2 separate regions of the Homo sapiens genome follow, and region 1 is linked to region 2. A link is an interaction called in ENCODE POLR2A ChIA-PET data of the cell type or tissue named here. Cell type or tissue: OCI-LY7. All regions are shown on one strand. Links, peaks and the distances in the headings refer to the core of each region. The heading gives the core; the rest is flanking DNA. Region 1 overlaps BICD1 (BICD cargo adaptor 1). Region 2 has its middle 56 kb from the start of BICD1.

Region 1 (2,920 bases), core at 238-2,737, 250 kb before region 2:
AAAAAAAAAAAAAAAAAAAAATACTGTAAAGTCATCTTCCTCTCAACCCTTTCCTTTTCTTTCCCTGGACAACATAGGACACCTCTTGCCAACCTTTCCTAGTATTTCAACCAACCCTCTGACTGCCCCAGATTATGTGATAAGCTTATATTTGCAGACATTACTTTAGTTTGCATTGTAGACCTGTTTTGCTGCAATCTTTGTTAAACTGATGGCCTAGACCAGAGGTTGTCCAATAATAGTATGTCCTGGCTGGGCACGGTGGCTCATGCCTGTAATCCCAGCACTTTGGGAGGCCGAGGCAGGAGGATCATGAGGTCAGGAGATCGAGATCATCCTGACTAACACGGTGAAACACCGTCTCTACTAAAAAATACAAGAAAATTAGCCAGGCATGGTGGCGGGTGCCTGTAGTCCCAGCTACTTGGGAGGCTGAGGCAGGAGAATGGCGTGAACCCGGGAGGCAGAGCTTGCAGTGAGCTGAGATCGCACCATTGCACTCCAGCCTGGGCGACAGAGCGAGCCTCTGTCTCAAAAAAAAAAAAATAGTATGTCCTCCGGAGCAAATCCAGCCCACCACCTATTTTCGTGTAGACAGTTCTATTGGAACACACTCCCATGTATTTGTTTACATGTTGTCTATGGCTGCTTCTACCAGAGCAGAGCTGGGTAGTCGCAAGAGAGATCATGTGACCTATGAAACCTAAGATACTTACTATCTGGCCCTTCACAGAAAAAGTTTGCTAACTCTGGTCTTGACTTGAAGACATTAATTTAGTTTGCACTGCAGAGTTTAAAATTCAGTAGTATTTATTCAATTGATGGCCTAGACTTCCTGTAAGACCCGATCTCTTGCTATGTCACCCAGGCAGGAGTCCAGTGGCACAATCATGGCTCATTGGAGCCTCAACCTCCTGGACTCAAGTCATCCTCTCGCCTCATTTTTTAAATTGTTTTTTTGTAGAGACGAGGTCTCACTATGTTGCCCAAGCTGGTTTCAAACTCAAGTGATCCTCGTGACTTGGCCTCCTAAAGTGTTGGGATTACAGGTGTGAGCCACCGTGCCTGGCCCTGATCTCTTTCTGTCTGGGCAGCTTCACTCACACCACTCACTCAAATGTGGTACAAGCTCCTACTATTCACCCAGCTGTTTCATGTTTCTCCGCCTGGGAAAAGGCTGTCATCTGGAAAACTCTTATTCCTCTTTTAACACCTAAGTTAAGAATCTCATCCTAACTGAAGTCTTTGGTGCCCACTGAGGCAAACTCATCACTCCTTTCTGTGCCGTTGTTGTAAGGCTGCACCATGTGATTAGAGCCCCAGCAAAGCAGAGGAAGCAAGAAACGGAACAAGAAGGTGCTTAAAAACTGGTGTTTGATATTTTAAAGACAACATCAAAGCAGTCACCATAGGAAAAATAAGTGCTTTATTAGGATTCCTTATGGCAACTTCATAGTTTAATAACTTTATTTTTAACTACATGACGGTCAAGGTTAGATATCATAATCCTTTCAGAGCTTAGGAACTCTAAAGATCTTAATCTATCCCTGTGTTGCCAAACCTAACATGTGGCTTTAATATTCATTTACACAAATTGCTAGGAGTCCCTATTGGGACTACAAGCTCTTTGAGCCAGTGACTGTATCTTTTGTCTCTAAAAAGTACATGATCTCATAGAGAGATACCCCTGAAATACCGGTTAAATGAAATAAAACAACTGAATACATTTCCTAGGTCTTTTATGATATTACCTTATGATATTCTTTTTTTTTTTTTTTTTTTGAGATGGAGTTTCACTCTTGTTGCCCAGGCTGGAGTGCAATGGCATGATCTCGGCTCACTGCAATCTCTGCCTCCCAGGTTCAAGCGATTCTCCTGCCTCAGCCTCCCTAGTAGCTGGGATTACAGGCATGTGCCACCACGCCCGGCTAATTTTGTATTTTTAGTAGAGACGGGGTTTCTCTATGTTGGTCAGGCTGGTCTCGAACTCCAGACCTCAGGTGATCTGCCCGCCTCGGCCTCCCCAAGTGCTGGGATTACAGGCATGAGCCACCATGCCCAGCCTCTTTTTTTTTTTTTTTTTGAGGTGGATCGGAGTCTCACTGTGTCACCCAGGCTGCAGTGCAGTGGCGTGATCTCGGCTCACTGCAACCTCCGCCTCCTGGGTTCAAGCGATTCTCCTGCCTCAGCCTCCTGAGTAGCTAGGACTACAGGCACCTGTCACCACGCCCGGCTAATTTCTTTTTTATATTTTTAGTAGAGACAGGGTTTCACTATGTTGGCCAGACTGATCTCGAACTCCTGACCTCGCGATCCGCCCACCTCGGCCTCCCAAAGTGCTGGGATTCCAGGCATCAGCCATTGCACCCAGGGTGATATTCTTATATATTATTACCTGACATTGGAGGAAATGTTTCATATTAGAAGTGTGACTGAATTGTTGCTTTTTTTTTTCCCATTTTTTTTTTTTGAGACAGGGTCTCACTCTATCGCTCAGGCTGGAGTACAGAGGTGTGATCACAGCTCACTGCAGCCTCAGCCTCCCAGGCTCAAGTAATCCTTCCATCTCAGCCTCCCAAGTAGCTGGAACCACAGGTGTGCATCATCACACTTGGTTAATTTTTTTTGTTGTTGGTAGAGATGAGGTCTCCCTATGTTGCCCAGGCTGGTCTCAAACTTTTGGACTCAAGTGATCCTCCTCAGCCTCCCAAAGTGCTGAGATTACAGGCATGAGCCACCGTGCCTGGCCAGTTTTCTTATTCTTTCAACAAGTATTTATTTAATATCTACTGTGGATCAGGCTCTATCGTAGGTGCTATATGTTAATGGAAGGAAATGGAATGTAAATAGACTCTTTATAGAAAGTAAGAGGTGTTTTTTAAACAATAATTACACTGTACTTAGAAAATAATAAATAACT
Region 2 (2,920 bases), core at 143-2,642:
GGGCCTCAGTACCTTCAAGGCCTGTGTACTGTGGTACCAGAGTGATTATTTCTATCTTATCTCCTTTACAGCTTGGTCTGGAGTGCTGCCTTAGACTCTCCAATGAATTTACTCAAACAGCTCTGTTACCTTGACTGTCTCAGATTTCGTTGACCCGAGATGGGTCCTGCACTAGGAATGAAAGACTGTATTATTTTGGTTTGCTCCAGGTTAGGGAGAAGCCCACGCAAGGCTCCTACTGACCATACGTTTCATTTCTAGCTTTGCTGTCTGGGTGCCGATTTTGCTAGGTTTAACTATTTGCTCAATGTTAAGGCAGCTCTGTGGAAATCTGTGTAACTGGAGTGCTATGCAGGCCTGTCTGTGTGATTGTCAGGGAGAATTGGCCTGCCACACTTACACAAATCTAGGTGGTCTAGCCTACCATACACCTAGGCTATATGTATGGTTGACCTGGGAAGACACGCTAACAAAGTTGGGAGTGTTCTGGAGTCTGCTACAAGTTGGAAGGCTTTTATGGGAAAGTTTAGAAGAAGGGAGGACTCCTGACAGCACAACCATCCTTTTCACTGGAGGTACAACACAGAGGTTACAATCATTGGCTACAGACTGCAATATAAAGGCTAAAATATCGACATTTGATTCAAAAGTGAGTCAGAGTCCTCTTCAGTGTCAGGAGGTTGTGCATTAATCAGTACTTGACAATTTGAGGAACTCACAATAAGATTCGTTACTCAGGGACAAGATGTTTGCATGAATCACAAGCCCTCCCTCAGGCTGTTAATTTAGAAGCCTATTTACTTTAAAGTCAACTGCCCAAAAGTGCCCTGTAGTTTATCAGGCACTTACTATGAATGGAGCTTGCAGCACTGGAGGTTGCCTGGGTGAGTCACTGAGTGGTGATTGAATGTGAAAGCCTGCAACATTACGGTGCACTACTGTAGATTATAACCACTGGACACTTAGGCTATGCTACATTTATTATTTATTTATGGATGGATTATTTTATTTTATTTTTGAGACAGGGCCTAGCTCTCTCACCTGGCTGGAGTGCAGTGGTGCGATCACAGCTCACTGCAGCCTTGACCTCCCTAGGCTCAAGAGATCCTCCCACCTCAGCCTCCCAAATAGCTGGGACCACAGGCACCCGCCACCATGCCCGGGTAGTTTTTAAATTTTTTGTAGAGACGAGGTTTCACCATGTTGCTCAGGTGGGGCATTTATTTTTAAACATTTTTTAATTTTTTGTGAGGTCTCACTCTGTCTCCCAGGCTGGAGTGCAGTAGTGTGATCATGGCTTACTGCAGCCTCGACTTCCTGGGCTCAAGCAATCCTCTTGCCTCAGCCTCCCAAGTAGCGGGGACCACCGACATCAGCCAACACACACAGCTAACTTTTTGTAATTTTTGTAGAGATGGGGTCTCACTATGTTGCCCAGACTGGAAAACATTTTCTTAAATAATAAATCTTAGCTTACTGTAGCTTTTTTACTTTTTAAACTTTAAAATTTTTAAAAACTTTTGACTCTTTTGTAATAACACTTAGCTTAAAACACAAACACATTGGCCGGGTGCAGTGGCTCACACCTGTAATCCCAGCACTCTGGAAGGCCGAGGTGGGCAGATCACAAAGTCAGGAGTTCGAGATCAGCCTGGCCAGCATAGTGAAACCCGTCTCTACTAAAAATACAAAAATTAGCAGGGTGTGGTGGCACACACATGTAATCCCAGCTACTCAGGAGGCTGAGGCAGGAGAATTGCTTGAACCCAGGAGGTGGAGGTTGCAGTGAGCCGAGATCATGCCTCTGTACTCCAGCTTGGGCGATAGAGCAAGACTCTGTCTCAAAAAAAAAAAAAAAAAAAACCCACAAACACATTGTACAGTGATACAAAAATATTTCCTTTCTTTATATCCTTAATCTATAAGCTTTTTTTATTTTTTAAACTTTTTTTGTTCAAAACTAAGATGCAAACACACACATTAGTCTAGGCCTACTTATACTCAGGATCATCAATATCACTGTCTTCCACCTCTACGTCTTGTCCCACTAGAAGGTTCAGGGACAATAACATGCATGGAGCTGTCATCTACTATGATAACAATGCCTTCTGGAACACCTCCTAAAGGACCTGCCGGAGGCTATTTTGCAGTTAACTTTTTTTTTTTAAATAAGTAGGAGTATACTCTAAAATAACAACAAAGAATAGAGTAAGTACATAAACCAGTAACATAGTCTTTTATTATCATTATAAAGTATTATGGACTGTACATAAGTGTGCCTGCTATACTTTTATATGACTGGCAGCACAGCAGGTTTGTTTACACCAGCATCACCACAAACACACCAGTAATCCAGTATGCTATGACGTCAGAATAGCCACAGTGTCACTAGGCAATAGGAATGTTTTAGCTCCATTATAAGCTTACAGAACTGCTGTCATATATACAGTCTGCCATTGATCAAAATGTTGTTATTCAGTGCATGACTGTAACTCCCGATTTGTGGCTTGTTGGACATTAACATTTAATTCACTATCTTAGGGTTCTCCAGAGAGACAGAATCAATGGGACATGATAGATATAGATCAGATAGATGATATAGATATAAATATAGATATAGGAAAAAGGATTTATTAGAGGGATTGGCTCTCAATTATGGAGGCTGAGAAGTTCCATCACAGGCCATCTGCGAGCTGGAGACCTTGGGATGTCAGTAGTGTGGTTCAGCCCAAGTGTGAAAGCCTCGGAACCAGGGAAACTGATGGTATAACTTCAATCTGAGGCCAAAGGCCTGAGAACTCCAGGGGCCGCTGATGTAAGTCCTAGAGTCCAAAGGCCCGGGAGCCTGGAATTGTTGTCCGAGGACAGAAGAAGAAAAGTGCATCCCAGCTCTGGCAGACAGATGGACACATTCTCCCTT

The links. Peaks named below come from ENCODE experiments on the same cell type or tissue, not always from the same donor. Only the 100,000 strongest peaks of a DNase experiment are listed, where the experiment ranks them.
Region 1: POLR2A ChIA-PET joins it to region 2 with 5 read pairs; 6 of 35 experiments call an interaction of 5 or more read pairs at or near these places.

The regions. Positions count from the first base shown.
Region 1 is chr12:32,297,733-32,300,652 of GRCh38, reverse strand. All of the region lies in intron 3 of BICD1 (BICD cargo adaptor 1), which reads right to left. Among named protein-coding and RNA genes, the nearest start is that of FGD4, 100 kb to the left of the region's middle. RefSeq lists a silencer at 1,915-2,086. In OCI-LY7, for the core only: no CTCF peak of the experiment used is centred there; a DNase peak (open chromatin) is centred at 1,312; H3K27ac peaks cover 2,084 bases.
Region 2 is chr12:32,049,604-32,052,523 of GRCh38, reverse strand. No RefSeq gene overlaps it. Among named protein-coding and RNA genes, the nearest start is that of BICD1, 56 kb to the left of the region's middle. In OCI-LY7, for the core only: no CTCF peak of the experiment used is centred there; no DNase peak of the experiment used is centred there.